2 separate regions of the Homo sapiens genome follow, and region 1 is linked to region 2. The links are chromatin loops, found by intact Hi-C in ENCODE. Cell type or tissue: GM12878. All regions are shown on one strand. Each heading gives the region's core, and the rest is flanking DNA. Links, peaks and the distances in the headings are about the cores only. Region 1 overlaps WDR7 (WD repeat domain 7). Region 2 has its middle 6.3 kb from the start of LINC-ROR.

The links. Peaks named below come from ENCODE experiments on the same cell type or tissue, not always from the same donor. Only the 100,000 strongest peaks of a DNase experiment are listed, where the experiment ranks them.
Region 1: it touches region 2 in a loop (5-fold over the local background); 2 of 110 quality-filtered maps call a loop at or near these places.

What each region holds. Positions count from the first base shown.
Region 1 is chr18:57,020,071-57,028,407 of GRCh38, reverse strand. It overlaps WDR7 (WD repeat domain 7), which reads right to left. Exons shown (of 28, transcript NM_015285.3): 27 at 7,559-7,663; 28 at 1-1,404. The coding sequence ends at 1,201. Among named protein-coding and RNA genes, the nearest start is that of WDR7-OT1, 16 kb to the left of the region's middle. In GM12878, for the core only: no CTCF peak of the experiment used is centred there; DNase peaks (open chromatin) are centred at 4,767 and 7,317; H3K4me3 peaks cover 396 bases.
Region 2 is chr18:57,074,246-57,082,582 of GRCh38, reverse strand. No RefSeq gene overlaps it. Among named protein-coding and RNA genes, the nearest start is that of LINC-ROR, 6.3 kb to the right of the region's middle. RefSeq lists enhancers at 3,261-4,209, 4,495-4,564, 4,210-5,159, 5,160-6,109. In GM12878, for the core only: a CTCF peak has its summit at 4,108; a DNase peak (open chromatin) is centred at 4,572; H3K27ac peaks cover 597 bases.

The sequences.
Region 1 (8,337 bases), core at 110-8,109, 54 kb after region 2:
GAGCTAGAACCAGCACAATCTGACATAAGAAGAAAGTGGTCTAGTTAAAGCTTACTTAGAAGCATAATGAACACCCTCATTGCAATGTTTGCTCAAATAAATCGAGAGCCCACATATTTTTATATACACTCCTGAACATTTGTGCCATAGTTATTACTTTTCCAGAATACTTGTTTAAAAGAAATACCTTATTAGCTTTCCTTTAGTTGATCAGTAGTAGTTTGAAGGCTGAATTATAATAATTTCATAACTGACATATGCCACACATATGGGAACTACAGGATTGCAAGTTTTCCGGGGGAAAGGGGTAAGCTCTTTCTTCAACAGGATCTGTAGCAGTAGATAGGAGAGTCTTCATTTTCGGTACACGCTATGCTTCTGAACTTGGCTCTTTATCACAAAAGTCCCTTCAAGAGATTAGTTACAGTGACTGGATAATTACATTAACTAGATCATAGGGAGTGATTATTTTTATTTTAAACTACTAAATAGACTATCATTTAAGCAAGAGATGAGCACTTCAGAAGGCTAAGTGTCTGGAAAACTATTTTCTACAAGGAAAATATTTTTGTGTACATAATTAATCATGAATCTCAAATTGGTTAGCTGTTGATAAAGAAGGTGGTAGCTAAACCCTAGGAAATTGGATTGAGTAATTTCCTAGCAATCACCAGAAGAAAAGAACATGTAAACACAGAATCTTTTTGGTAAACAATATTTTAGGTAATTCAAAGGGCAATAATTTCAATCGTGAGGACTGCCACATGACCTCAACACCCAGTGTCAGAACGGCCAGATTCAAGCAGCACTTCAGAGGTGCGGTTGAGATGGCTAAAAATGCTGATCTGGGCTGGGAGTGCAATCACAGTGTTTATTGATTTTTGTGCTTCTGTTGCACCAAGCAACAAGAGCGTTCCCAGGAACCACTGGCTTTCCCCTGCCATCTCTGGCAGGGAAAAACTACCTGGTGACAGGATGGCCACATCCTGCAGAGCATGTGTGCGTGCCTCTGAATCGACAGATGGCACGAGCGGGTTCTGCCCCTGAGAAGCATGCACAAGTGACAAGACCCGGCCGTGCCACTGGATGGCACTGGGGTGGGCAGGCCCCTGGGAACAATCTGGTGTGAGGAAGGACAGAGCAACATCGGCTTGGATAATTTAGAGAACTAAAACGCAGTCACGGCGGCAGGCAGCAGCATTAGACCATGAAGCGGTGCTCCTTCCCGTCATGGGCCATGAGGATGACGTTGCGGTTGGAAGTCCAGATGAGCCGGGCCAGCTTGAGGGCATTGTGGGAGCCGGGGGACGCGGGCTGCACAGGGGGCACCTGGTAGGTTTTAATGCAGCGCAGCTGAGGTGCCGAGTTCAGCATGCCGATGCTTCCCAGCAGTGACGTGTTCATCTGGAGGGACAGGAGAGCACATGTGTCACTTGAACAGCCCTCTCCCTTTCCCTATCACAGAGACTGGGTCGATCTCTCCTGGCTACTTTCCCCTCCATCATGGTTATTCTCCTTCACCTAAGCTTGTTCTTAACCTCTCAAAAGTTCCTTTCAGTGTGCTTGGAATTGTTCCGATGCTGTTATGGTAAATGCAGAAATCTAGAGGAATTTTATAGGGGTAGAACCTGACAAAAGGAGAGTCCATGGATCTTTAGGAAGAGGGCTAAATTATACCTCTTAATAAAATGGTTCATTTAGACAACACAGATATTTGGAAATTGTGGATATTTAAAACTGAAGACTTTCATGTTCTTTACCACAATGCTAACTGCACTCACTCCCTGAAGGATGAGTCAGCGAAGACAAGTTTTGGGATTTGTAATTAGTTCAAGAAAAGGAAGCAAAGTTAAGCAGTAGATAGAGTGACAATTGGATCAAATAAAGCTCAAGACTCCCTTCCACCCCCATTTCCCACCTACTAATACCTTCACTCTTCACTTGCTTTTTAAAAACTCGCTTTCTGGAAAGCTCTTGCTTATTATAAAGTGCAGAACCAGAATCAATTTCATCTCAACACTATGTCTGTGCCTCACTGTTTTGCTATCATACTAAGGAGAGTCTGCTGTTAATATTTTATTGACAATACCTTTTTATCAATTGATAACTTCTGCTTTTTGGCAGTTTTTCTGGATTTAAATTTTAGGTTTTCTTAATCCAGCCACATAAATGAAAAACAACATGGAAATTATGAATCATGAACAACTATGCATTCAGGTTGAAGTACTAAATACTGAATGGTAGCTGTCTAAGTGAACTGTTTCCTAAGCAACTGAGTCTGAAGATTTCTTTAGATTCTAAATATTACTTAAAATATCTTCAATAGCATTATGTGTGCTATTATAATATCACATGGAAAGAATACTGAAAATCTGGAAAGAAGCCTTGGAAATAACACTTTTTCTTTGTACTAATTTTCATTTCCAATGCTTCTCTCCAGTATAACCTCCATCTCGATGTAAGATTCTAGAGATTTGCATGAAGCATGCAGATTATGATCCAACATCTACAAATGGTTGATCCATGAAACTCTGGCAAATCCTAGGACATTTAAGATGCGTTATCACTGACATCATCCCCTGCATGTGGATCAGTGCAAAACACAAGCCATTCCTTTTTCTAGCCCTTCTCAGCAGCAGGATGGTGTCAGAGGGCGTAAATCATGGCATCTCTAGCAGAGTGTGTGCAGGCTCCACTGACATTTTCACAATTTAAATCATCTTGAGTAATAACCCTTTTAAGATGACTAATGTTACTGATTTTCCTGCATTAATAATAGCGCTGAACACAACACAGAGGTGAAAAAAAATCACTAGTGTACGAGGTCACATTTTAAAACCAAATGTATGGTTATTGTTAACTCTTTCTGTTAAAGTTCGGTTCCTGTTTCCAGCCAGGCAGTTCCTTACTGTCACCCTTTCAGAAGCGTGTTTCTTTGCTTCCTTCTCTCCTTTTCCCAAAAACTTCACAGAAGATAAAAATCAATGCCTTATTGCTTTCTTGGATGTTCCCAAATAGTTAAAATATAAATAATGATGATGAGCTTAATTTGATAGATCCAAATGACACAGAAGATTGCTGGTTAACATTAACTGGCATCAACAGGCGTAGTGTGTTTTAGAAAAAATCTAATTTCTCAGTTGATAAATAACTACAAGGTATTTTTCATTCTTTATGGATTTTCTATGAATATATGTATGAAGCTTGACTTCTGCTGGTAATTCAAAATGCAAGGGGCATATAATGCTCAGACACTTCCTTATTTTTAATTCCTCTCTTCAAATTTAGCCAGGAACAAAAAATGGGTTGAGAGCTAAACATGAAAAGGGAGAGAATATCTCATGGGAATACTCTAGATGTAAAGATTTTAGAAAAGGCCATTACAACTGGGTTCCTCTTATAACCTGAGCCATCCCTACTTTGATAAATGCCTTTGGTCAGGTCAAATAGCCTTCCTGCCTGAGAATAGGGATTTGTGAAATTCTATAAGGGACATAACTATCATAGTTCACATATCCCTATTCCTGCCTGAGAATAGGGATATGTGAAATCCTGTAAGGGACATAACTATCATAGCTCACATATCCCTATTCCTGTCTGAGAATAGGGATATGTGAAATTCTATAAGGGACATAACTATCATAGCTCACATATCCCTATTCCTGTCTGAGAATAGGGATATGTGAAATCCTGTAAGGGACATAACTATCATAGTTCACATATCCCTATTCCTGTCTGAGAATAGGGATATGTGAAATTCTATAAGGGACATAACTATCATAGCTCACATATCCCTATTCCTGCCTGAGAATAGGGATATGTGAAATTCTATAAGGGACATAACTATCATAGCTCACATATCCCTATTCCTGTCTGAGAATAGGGATATGTGAAATCCTGTAAGGGACATAACATGTGGAACGATAAAGACCCCCATGTTCACTAAAATGCATTGCTCAAGATCATCCTTTCCCTATGACCTCTTCAAATTCGGCATGAATGTGAAGTATTATAGTAACGGTATTAATTTTTCCAATAAACTCAGACAAATGACTCTCTCTGAAACAACTAACAATTTTTTCAATATTAATGTTTTCTTGAACAGCGACTGGATACAAACGATGCTCGAGTAAGGACATCTTGAGCCTTGAATGAATGCAAACTATGTGGAATTATGAGATTTGGTAACATTCACTTTTTCCTGATTGCAAAGATAGTAAATACTCATTGTGGAAAATTCAAATAATAAAGAAAAGTACAAAAAGGAAAGCAAAAAACCCCTGAAATATCTTTTCCCAAAGACAGTCACTGTTAAAATTTTGGTAAACAACCTTCCAGACCTCCACATATACATAAAGATGAAGAGAAGCAGAGTTAATAAATTTTATATAAACAAGCTTATATTAAAATGTAGTTTCATAATTTGCCTTTTTGTTCAACAAAATGCTGATGGCAGTCTTCTCTTGTTAATGACTACAAATTTACATTATTCCTTTTAAATGGCTGAATAGTATTCTACTATACAATGGAGTAAATAAAAATAAACGAAACCAGTATCTACCTAATTTATTATCAGCATTTCTGAAAAAGGATATTTGCTGGACAGTGGTGGTAAGATTTGGGTGAGAGAATTGTGACTGTATTTCATTACTAAACTCCTCCTCTTGCTCAAATGCCAATGGATACAGAGAAGTGAAATATTCAAATTGTAGAAAACGGGGTTAGAAAATCAAAGGGCTTGAAAGACTGCCAAATTACATCATTTGATAGATGAGAATGTAAATTCACTCAAGTGTAACTTTGGCTTTTTTCTTCCCTTCAAAAATAAACGCTTCACAAAACTGGTTCTTTGAAGATTATTTTCTGAACACACAGAAACACAGCTATAATTCATCACAACAGGAAATGTTTTAATGCTATTCCCAATGTAAGTAATGCTGCACACAGACCTTACTAAGTCTCACTTGAGTAATTATCCAACCAATATTTCTCATTAACACTCATTTCTCAGCAAAGATTTTAATAGCTGATAGCTTTAGTAAGGCTCTGTATTAATAAGACTTCATTAACTTTTCAAAATATATTACAGTACACTTACTGGAATAATATAAAAGTATTCTGATACATCATTACAACGAAACAACATGTATCTAAATAAATCAGCAAAGCCCATTTGGGGAGAGCAGCAGTAGATCTAATACTGTTTTTTGGACTCTTAATTCAAATAAGACAACTACAATTCTGGAAGAGATTTCATTGCATTTTCCTGAGAAAGCTGAAAGGACTTGTTTTTGTATCTTCCATTAAAATTTCAAGACTGAGTTTGGTACAACATAAACATGAAGAAATGGGCTGTATGTTAAATTCCGACATTGGTTTTAGAGGCAAGAATGACCTGGGTGTTGCCTGGGCTGCTTTGGCTTTGGCATGTGCAAATAACAGGAAGCAGCCCTTGGAGTAGGTGAGCTTGTGGATTAAGGACATGTACTGCAGCCCCACTGTGTGCAAAGCCACGTGTCCAGGCACACAGATGTGAGTGCGCTTGGCAAAGCCCAGAGTCAACAGCAGGAGGCTTCAGAGAGGAACTGGAAGACAAAAAGATGTTACCTGAAAAGGAAGCCATCTAATAAACGAGCTTGGTCTCTAAGTGAAAAGGATGTTACCCATAATCCCATCAGTGACCTGGGCAGTAATTTTGATATAAATAGAAAAATATTCAAGGAAGGGATGAGCATATCCAAATAAAACCTTGAAGATCTTAGGGGAAAAAGATAATTTAACATTTAGAAAATTTCATTTAAAATACTCCTGAAAATACTGGGAAAAGTTTCAAATCTGGCTAATATGTGAGGTATTTCTTATATAAGAAATTATGTTTTCTTAGCAGAAAGAAAGTTGGAAAAAAGAGATGTTTTGTTTGTTTATTCCAAAGAAGAAACCCTGGACAGAACACAGGTTTCTGGCAAGCACGGACCCATGACTTACTGATCTCTGTGTCTCTAATGCACAGGCCAGTACCTACCACTCAGACATCCAATAAATGTGGAATGAGTGGAGCTTTATATAAATATTCCTCCAAGATCCCAAGAGAACAGGAAATAAAAGAAAATTTGTATGAAGGTACAGCTGACATAACAGAGGCCATTGAGTTAGACACGAGTGGCGGCGGGGGGGACCCCAAAAAAATCAGTAGGTAAAATCCTTAAAGAACCACTGCTGCAAAAGCCCAGTTTCTGGACACCTAATGGAATCACTGTGGAATTTCAGGAGTGGAAAACACCAGTGCTGTGGATACTCACTGGGAAAATGAGGGCTGGGTGAGATCTCTGATAAAGGGAGTTTAATATGAGCGAATTAAGATGCTGGAGATATATTCTGGAAGAAAGGCTAATGAGAAAATAAACTGGAAAACTAAATTAGATAAAAGTAGAAGAAGTCTGACAGATTTTGAAGTTGTCATGCTTTAATAGCACGTTGTTACTTAAGTAATTTATTGTATCCATTTTACATTTTATTACCTATTGATTTTTTCCAACTATCACCCAGTTATGCTGAAGCCTTGTTTAAACTTTTATTTTGTTTTGTTTTAGATTTCAAAGCAATAAACTGAATCTCATAAAACATACTGGCATTCTAAGAAAATAAAGGTAACAACAAAATTTTAAATTAACTTTTTTGGGGGTGTTTAATTTCTTGGTAATTTTCAGGACTAAAAGAGTAAGGTAATTAAAAAGAAGATGGGATAGAAATTAAGCAGTGAGGATCAAACATATTCTATTGCCAAAATTAGTTGCTCAAAATTAATGTTCATTTTATTCAGAACTAAACATAGGCATTCTCATGAACTGCTTACCAAAGACTACGTGAGATCTTAAGAAATGTTCTGAACAGTTTGAGCATTATGAGTATTATGTGGGAAATTCAGAATGCAAAGAAAAATGAGATAATTATAAAAGGGACATGAGGTGAACACTAGGAAAACACCTTATTATCCTATGCCCTACACCCTGTTAGAGTCACAGACCCAGGGACCAAGTGTGAAGGCCTCGTGTAAATGAATAGCTGAAGCCAGCGAGGCTTCTCCTGCCCGATTCCTCTCAGGCCAGGCCCTCAAACATGCCGGCCCTTGCTCACGGCTACTCATGCACCTGTGCCCCCTTCTTAACCACCCACACCTCCTGACCCACCCTGAACACTGAGCCCTTCCTCCACATCACTCAAGCCTCAGTTTAGGTGTCACTTCCCCTGAAAAGCCTTCCCACCACCTTATTCTCAGGCTCCCCTGGGACCATAATTGCTTGCTTATTTATGTATGTCTACTTCAGACTGCAAGCTCCATGAGAGCAGATGCCCCTCTTTCCAGATTGCTAATTGTATTCTCAGCACCCTGCATGCTAGTGCCTGGCACATCATCAGCAATCAATACAGACTGGATGTTTGCTGCAAGGAGGGAGGGAGGACAGGAAGGAGGGCCGGCAGGTAGGCTCAACAGGAAGGCTTACTACCAAAGGCATATCACGCAGTATATGCTTTAAGACCCTGGAGCATCTACTCTTACCTGCCAAAAAGAAATGTGGCTGTCAGTGTTTGAGTAGGTGGCAAGATATCTTCCATCAGGAGCAAAAGCCACTGCAGTGATTGGTCCCTTGTGTCCATGGATTGTCTAAAATAAAATTCAGATATCATGAATGATAAGCATTTCACAGGACAATTACAAGTACACACACAAATGCATTCAATGTTGAACAAGTTACGTCATGGGTATTAGATGCTGTTATCTTCTTTGTTTATAAAATCAGCTTAGAAAAATAAGCAAAGCAACAGACGTTCTCTCATTGAGGGAACTCTCCAAGGGCTTCAATCTTGTTCTGAGGTGTCCACCTGCCTCCTAGTTGGGGAGGGCAGCATGAGCCCAAAGAAAAAGCATATATTAATAGGCAAACCAATGTGCTAATTCATTTATGTCCACCACAGGGAAAAATTTTACAATTAGTTAGAAAGGTAAGAAACTGATCACCAGAAGTATCCAGGAACTTTGCTCATCTGAAATAAAAAACAATCAAAGCTGCGTTATAAAAATCCCTGTTCTGGAAGGAGTTAAAGACTATAATTTCATCTCCTTAATAATTATACACTGCTCATGCTTTATGCTTCATTTTCTACCAATAACACTGTATTTAAATGTATATAGCTGCAATTAGTAAATATACATCCACACACATGTGGGAGGTTTGGGCACACACATAAATCAAATACCATTAAAAACAAGTTAACAGGGATAGTTTTGAACCTCTGCCAAATAGCTATCATTGATTTAACCATGAATAATAAAAAGGA
Region 2 (8,337 bases), core at 121-8,120:
GGGAGTGATGGCTAAAAGGTGGGGGGTTGCTTTCTAGGGTAGTGAAAATGTTCCAAAGTTGATTGTGGTGATGGATACACAACTGTGAATACACTAGAATCATTGAATTATATGCTTTAAATGGATGAAGTGCATGGTATGTGAATTATATCTCACTACACTAGTTTTTTTAAAAATATAGCTTGTTTTTTAACATTCCAGATCCACTAAGGCATCTGTGCCACTTCCATGCAGGTTCCTGGTAACTTTTCTGCCATATAGCTAACGAAAAAAGGGAGAAAAGAGCCACATAGAACATGTATACAAAAAGAGAGCAAAATCCCCCATGAATATTTTCCTGTTTCGGAAGAAGTGATGCTCTATTTTAAGTTTCGACACCTTTGCCGCGTGCCACACAGTGCCCCTCCGCACAAACGTCCTGCAGTCTGTTGTGCTCCATGGTGCTCCCTTCCGTCTGCATTTTGGTGTGTTTTAAATAGTTCAAAACCACCAGAAGGCTCACAAGGAAACAGATTCTACCGCGGCTTTTGTATCACTAACAACTTAGAAAAGGCATTTGTGAAGATGCATTTGCCTTGATTACATTGCACGTGTATTTTTTTCATCTGCTCTATTTTCACTTCCTTCATTAAAAGCCTGTCTTGAAAGAAACTTGACATCTCCATAGCCTTTGGTGACTCTCAGGCATTTCCCTTCCATGCCCCACCCCACTCCCCACTCCCCCGCCCCACCGGCTTTTTTTTTTCCTACTCAAAAACGCATTGACATTTTATTGGTTTATAATATCTATAATTTCCTGATTATGTTAATGTACCACAATCCATAGATTAAATAAATTTTATGCATGAGTTACATCAGACCTAGAAAGTATTTTAAAGTGTTTTCCAGAATAAGAACTTTGAGAAATGCTGTCAAGAGTGAGAAGAAAGGCAAGGATGGAAGAGCTTGAAAGTGTGAAGGCAATGGCAAAGTTCTGAACTCATCACTCTGGAGAGCGAAGGAGGGAAAGTTGGCAGAGAACCACTGTAGGGTTGCTGGGCAGTTTTGAGGCTTTATTTGAGATTGGAGTTTGTACGTTTCCAGTGGCATCCATCTGTCTGTCCTATTGTGAGACTTCCTCCAACAGTCCTCAGCTCCTTGAATGAAGGCAGATAATTGGGTTCATCCAAGATTGGCATGTGTTGAAAAGATAGAAGAACCAGAGGGTCTGATCTGCTGAAAAGAGCGCTACTGAAATGATGTGCCAAGTCAGTCTTTTTTTTTTTTTAACAAAGAGAAAAAGACGCGAGTTCCCAAACCAACTCTGCCTCTTAGGAGGCATTCACTGCCTTCCTAAGCCCTGTGCCCCTGAAGAGGGTCTTTGATGGAGCCTCAGAATTGGTGCTTTCTGGCCTGGGCCCCAGAGCAAGTGGGCCTAAGTCTGCAACCCTGGCCACCTGCCCCCTTTCCTCTGCAGGTGCAGCAGCAGCACCCTACAACTGGGCTCAGGCCAAAGGTGAGTGACCGTAGGATGTGGGCCATTCTGCTGATCAACCTCCATCCAACCTCAGCAATCCATAAAAACAGCCCTGTCACCGAGAGGCTGCCCTCTGGAGCCATCAGGGCGCCTGTGGGAGGCAAAGAACAAGAGCTGCCTTCAGAGCAGACTGTTGCAGAGGAGCCCAGACAGACTAGGGGAAGATTCCTGGGGCTCCTCAGCAAGGCTGGCATGAAAACAGACAGGGACTCACAGGTTCCTCAAAACAGGAAAAGTGTCGGCAGTGACCCAGTGCACCCCTTCTTTCAGAAAAAGGCCTCTCACGGTGGGAGTCAGTGCTATTCATCAGATGACTTCCGGATCTCCCCTGGGGCACATGGCAAGATTGCCCTTCCTGCTCCACATAGCCATGTGACATGTTCAAGCCAGTGAAAAGTGAGTGGGAATATAAATGTCACTTCCTGGGTAGACTTAAGAAAGCACCCACTCATGATACATTCTCTTTCTCTCTGCAACAGGGAATGTCAAAGATACTCACTCTTGTATCTGCCTGCAGTGCAGAATGAAGAGAACTACAACAAAACTCCTCAGCCATGGGGGATCTGTAGCATGAGGCAGAAAGAAACTTTCATGACCATAGCATAATCTAGAAATAATCTTTTGTTAGTTACTGCAGCATGATCACCTAACTCATCCTGACTGACACATCATCTGATGAACAAATACCCCAGACTCGTGCAGTGAGAAAATGAAGGGAAAAGGAAGGTGTCTTAGTCCATTCAGGCTGCTGTAACACAGTTTCTTGGACTGGATAATTTATAAACAACAGAAACTTGTTGCTCACAGTTCTGGAGGCTGGGAAGTCCAAGATCAAGGTGACAACAGATTTGGTGTCTGGCGAGGACCCATGCTCTGCCTCATAGATGGCACCTTCCAGCTGTGTGCTCACATGGCAGAAGGGAAAACAAACTTCCTCAGGCCTATATTTTAAAGGCACTAATCCCATTCATGAGGACTCCGCCCAAAGCTCCACCCCTTAACACTATCTCATTGGAGATTAGGTATGAAGATATGAATTTTGAAGGGACACAAACATTCAGACCACAGCAGAAGGAAGCTAACATTTATTGATCACTTCTTTTGTGTCCCTTCTGCTTCTCAGGGCTGTTTATCTCTGCCCCCATCAATCATGGGTTGATTTCAGAGTTTAATCCTCAAAGGGCTGAACTTGTCCCCTTGTTCCCTTGTTTGTGAAGGTGCGGAGCAGCTCATGCTGCTGTCTAGAGGGAAAGTCCACAGTAACTTTTAGGAAACTTCCAACTCAGCATCAGTTGTGTCCAAGTGTTGGGGTTGGGGGGTGCTTGGTGAAGGATGGGGGCATGCAGGGAGAAAAACGCCAAGTCCCTTCATTTAATTAGTGATCTTGGGCCTGCAGGAAAAGAGAGAACACCCAGACGGGAGCAGAACAGTAAACTGCTCTCATGTACCAGGAGCATGAGAATGGCGCGGGGCTGGACAGGAGAAAAAAGAGTGGGAAGGCAGCCGAGCAGGCAGGTCCTGGCAAGGTCACGACAGCTAATGAAGCAGCAACAGGAAAGGGACAATCCCCTCTAGAGGGTGGAGATCAGAGTGCTGGGGTTCAAACAAGGAAAAGCCTCACACCTCTGGGACATCCAACCATTCATTTATTCACTCAACAAATACTTATTATTCACCTACTATGTGCCAGGTAATTTTCTAGGTGCTTGGAAAAAATAGCAAACAGAACAGACGATAATTCCAGCCCTCATGGAGCTTCTGTCCTAGAGGAGAAAAACAGATATGAAACCCACAAATAAGTAAAATATACAGTCCGTCCAATTGTGACCACAGCTATAGAGAAAATAAAGCAGGCAGTGTGTAGGGAATACAGGGTTGGGGCAACATTCAACAGAATTGCCAGAAAAGGCTCCTCTGAGAAGGTGAGTGACTCATGGGTATTGCAGGGATGGCATGTTTGCAGGCTCTGAGAGACAGTGTCCTTAGTACATACAGATGGCTAGGACCGGGGGGACCCAGGGCTGGATGTCCCTCCCACTTGATAGCACAGCCATTGAGTCAAGTGCACATGTATGGTTGGGATATGGTCTTCCTTTGTACAAGAGGAGATTTCTAATGCTTGTATGTGGAAGTCAGGATAGCGGCTCTGTTTCGCCCATTGATGGTTGGCTAAAGCCCTGGACAGCCCAGGAGGCCTGAATCCCCTCCCCGACACCCACTGCTGCCTCCTCCTAAGGCCTCACCTGGGCACACAGAGCCGGGGGGCCCCTGGCAGGCCGTCTGCAGGTCTTTTTCCCATGCCTGCATCTGTTTTCCTGACTCTGAGAAGGGGGAGGGAAGGCAGGCTCAGGGAAGGCTCCGTGTTTAGGAGCCAGCAGTTCACGGAAATGGCCTTGCCAGGTCCTGGAGGATGGATGGGCTGGTTACACCAATTGTCCGTTAGTAACTCCGGGTCCATTTGCCAGGTTCACATTCTCAATTCATAAAGGTTTAAAACTATGGATTTTCATTTTGCTTGTTGCACCTGTAACCTCCCAAGCATCCTCCAGGGCGTAGGGTGTCAGGCTGGCAGCCAGGCCTGCGAAGTAATGTAGCACCTCTGCAGGCGAGATGGGTGCTTGGGGAGAAGGGACATTACACAGATCAACCACTGCAAATCAATCAGGCCTGCCTTGCCTTTCAGGGACATTGGCTGTGGCTGCTGTGGTCTGCCCTGTCATGTGTCAGGGTGTGTGTGTACAGGGAGGGAGGGGTGGAAAATTCTGGAAAGTACTGGAGCTTCTAGCCCTGGTGAGGACAGAGGAACCAGGCCAAAACCCTCACTCTCAAATAACCAAGTCCACCAAAGGGCCACCACTTCCAGTCTCCCCTGCCCAGCCCACAACTCACAGGCTAAACTCATCACATCAGCACAACACTGCTCTCCCCAGATGCTTGCTAAGAGTGGCCAACAGTGCAGAGGACAGGAGCCAGGAACAACTTCTACAGGGTGGTGTTCCCCGGCCACCCTAGCAGACCTGACCACAAACCTGTGCACACACCCACGCCTTCCTCTTTGGGACCCCAGAGGGAGCCACCAGGGTGTTACCACAGTACCCTGGGGACTTCCTTTTATGGAGCCCTCGAGAGGGGCGGAGGAAGCCACATCTCAAGATTTGGTCACGATCACCTGCACATGACTATCATGGGGCCTGTTAAGGTCGCTGTGAAGGGACAGCAGAGAGGCAGAGGCCTTGGGACACCTCTGCCACGGCTCCTATGTCCTCTTCCGCATGCCTGCCTACAGGGTGTGTGTGCGCAGACGCACCCATCGCTAAATATTTCAGCAGATGAATGATTTTGGAGCGGGTGAGCAAGAGGCTGGAATAATGATTTATAGAATTTTAGAAAACTTGATTCCTTAAGTGTACTTCACAGCAGGGCCATCACACACACAAAGGCAGAGCTCTGCGATTGATCCTTTCAGGAAAGAAGAAAGGGGTGCCTGAGAGCCCTTTCAGCTTCATTGCTAGGGCACTTAGCAGTCATCAGCAACCCCGCCCCCACCCCTCCCGCACTGGTGCAAGTCCCTCACCCCGGGCCCCACCCTTGACCAAGGACCTGCCAATGGGGTGCACTGTTCCCTTGGCAGGGGCCTCTGGCTTCCTGCGCCTACCCTGCCCAATCCCCACGGCTAAGTTTTGCCCCCTCTGGGGGCTTTCCAATGGTCATCCTGACTCTACCAGAGCTGGCCTTGGCCTGAGCACAGTTCTGGGGAGTCCTGCCCAGAATGGCCACTCCCAGAGACTGGCTCCTCAGCACCCAGGAGGGTTCTCCACATGGCCCCTTCCCAAGCCCATGGGAGCCCTGCAGAGGACAGGCAAGGCCGCCACCGGCAAACTGGGCCCTCTGCCCCACAGACTCAGGCTGCAGCTCCACAATCACTCCCTCCCCTGGCCCAGCCCTGCAGCAGCTCACTCTCCAGGGTGGAGAACATGCCTTCTCGGAGGTCTCTCTTGTTCCCCCGAGAGAGACCACTGTGCAGCCAGGAGCCCCTGACTCCAGAGAGTGCTCATGAGAAGTCTCTGTCTTCTCATCTGTAAAATGGGATCACACATCATGACGGGCAAGAGACTTGAGGGCAGCAGGTGAACATCTGTGTGTGTGTGGTCCTCGTTCATGTTTATGACCATCATCCTTGTCAAAGAGGAATTTTAAAAGACATCAAGGTACCCATCTCTCACCTTCCCACAGGTATGCCATGTGGGAAATTGTCACCCCACTCTCACGGATCACCATGATGTCAGAAGGCTTTTGGGGTGTTTCTGGTTCAGAAAGTGGGAGCAATCCTGATGGGATCAGCCAGACTCAGATTCTCCCAGGGCAGCGAGGGAGGACGTGATCCCTCAGTTGCCGTCTCTCTGCCAGGGAGTTCCAATTGGCCAGGAGGCCATGTACACCATGGTGGTCCCAGCATGGAAGCGGCCCCCTATCCCTGACTCTCCTTGTCCTCAGAGGCCCGGTCCTTCCAGAGGTTGGCCGTCTGTGTGAAAGGCAGACTGTCACTGTAACAGTGAAGAAGGGATTCTGTGGGGACAGACACTGGCACAGGCCTCCTTTGGGCCAGACCTCTGTCCGCTTGGGTATCAGCTGGTCTGGCCCCAGCTTGGGCAGTGCAGAAGAGGGTCCCAGCAAGCCAGACGAGAAGCAAGGCGGAATGGCCACTGCCCAGGACAATCATTGAAAGCTTTCATGTTCGGGGACCAATTAATTATCTGAACCTCCCGATTTGAAAAGGAGGATGTTTAATCTCCCGCTTTCCCCAGGGTCTCAGCCCTTTGACCCCGCTTCTTGACCCCTGCCCTTCCACCTTGCTGCCTTCCCCAGAGGCCCGATTCTGTGCAGTCGCTTTGTTTAGTAAACAAGGCTCCCCAGTGGGGGAGGTTAAATGCAGGACGCTGGCATGGCACCTTCGGAGGAAGCCACACGCTCTTCGCAGGCAGCAAAGGACTGAGCCTGGGAGGGCCGATGCCAAGTGGTGTTCACTGGATTCTGGATTCTGTGTCTCCAAGTGAGGTTCTCGGTTCTCCTCTGGGAGAGTGAGCATTTCCTTAAGTCACAGCGCCCTTAAGCAGGGTCATTCTTGGTTCTTTTTCTGAGCATTGTTATGCAAAGAGCTGGCCAGAGGCATCCTGGCAGTGGGCACAGCTGCAGCAGATGCAATAACAGCCTCCCAAGGGAGCGAGCACAGGTTCTGGGGCTGTTGATTTCTCCATGCTCTTAAGCCATCCACTGGCGAGGTACAAGATGCCAGGGAGACCTAGGTTCAAATCCCAGTTTTGCTTCTAATTAGATTTTGGCCTTGGGCAAACAACTTAATTTTTCTTTGCCTGAGTTTCCTCATCCACAAAATGAAAAGAATGAGAGGATCTCTCTTATGGGACTGTTGGGAAAATTAGATGATAAAAGTGTTCTAGTCTAGTGTCGGGTCACTATGAGGTCTATATAAGAGTTGGCTAACTTTATTTTTTTTTCTGGTGAGAATTTTTTTTTTCCTAGAGGGTGACTCTCCCCCAACTTCCTCCCTTTCCCCAATGCCCACATGCTTCCATGGCACTAGGAACCCTACACTCTAGGTGCCACATCTGGGCATGTAGTCTAGGTCTGTGGAGTTTCTAGTTATCCTGAGCCAGTGGTTCTCAACCAGGGATGGTTTTGCCCCAGAGGACATCTGGCAACATCTGGGGGCATTTTTGGTTGTTGAAACTGGGGAAGGGGGTGCCACTGGCATCTAGTGGGTACAATCCCAGGACACTGTTAATTACCCTACAATGCACAGGACAGCCCTCCCACCCCCAGCTCAAAATGTCAACAATGCCCTGACCATGAGGCCAAAGTGAAAATAGGGCCAAGACAGAGACAGACACCCGTCACCTCCTCTCGCTTCTCACTGACCTGTGAACAAGTGGATGTTGCCAGCCCCCCACCCCAACAACAGATGAGATCCCCAGGAGGGGAGGGATGCATTGCGGTGATATTTTCATTCTCCCACATTCCCTCAAGAGTTCCCAGGAACAAAAGCAACCTCTCGACACAAATTATGTATCCTAAGAAACCAACTACAATATGCGTTCATGTAAATCAATGAACAAAAACCAATTGCTGCGGCACCAATTGTGAAACAAAGCCTCAGAACTAATGTTTGTAATTTGAAGTGTTCAAGAAAGTGATAAAAATCTACCCAGAGTGCTGGGTCCTCCTCTGTCTCTCGGTGACACTTCCCAGCCTTTCAGCTGTCACTCAGCCACAGTGGCTCCCAGGAGGGGTACTCTGCAACGCTGGTCTCCAGGGTCCCTCTGAGTTTAACCCCTTGCGAGGTGTTCATCCTCTCACTGGAGACAGAGACCAAGAAGTCTCCTTTCTGCATAGGCCCTGGTAACTTTGGTTACTGTCAGGGACAAACCAAACAACCTAATTAAAGGGGGCAGGGGCAGAGGTGGAGAAGAGAAGGGTGTACAGGAGGTTGCCCTTGAAATTTCTAGCACCTCCATAATTCTTCCTGCAAGATGGAGTCTGAATGACACCACCTAGCTGGCTAGGGGACCAGCTAGCCTCTGCCTGGTGCTCGCTCTGTAGATATTTCTTCGTATATAGCTAAATGCCATTATTCCCGAAGACGATGCCACAAAAAAACAGCATGCCCAACATCAAACCAAGTCTTGATGTTATGCTTCTCCTAATACTCTAATTGGGGGAAATGCTAATTACATAAGTGTACAATGCACCGTATTGTTTGTGTCTTTCTGACTGATAGCCATGATATCTGAAAGCTGATCAGCCTT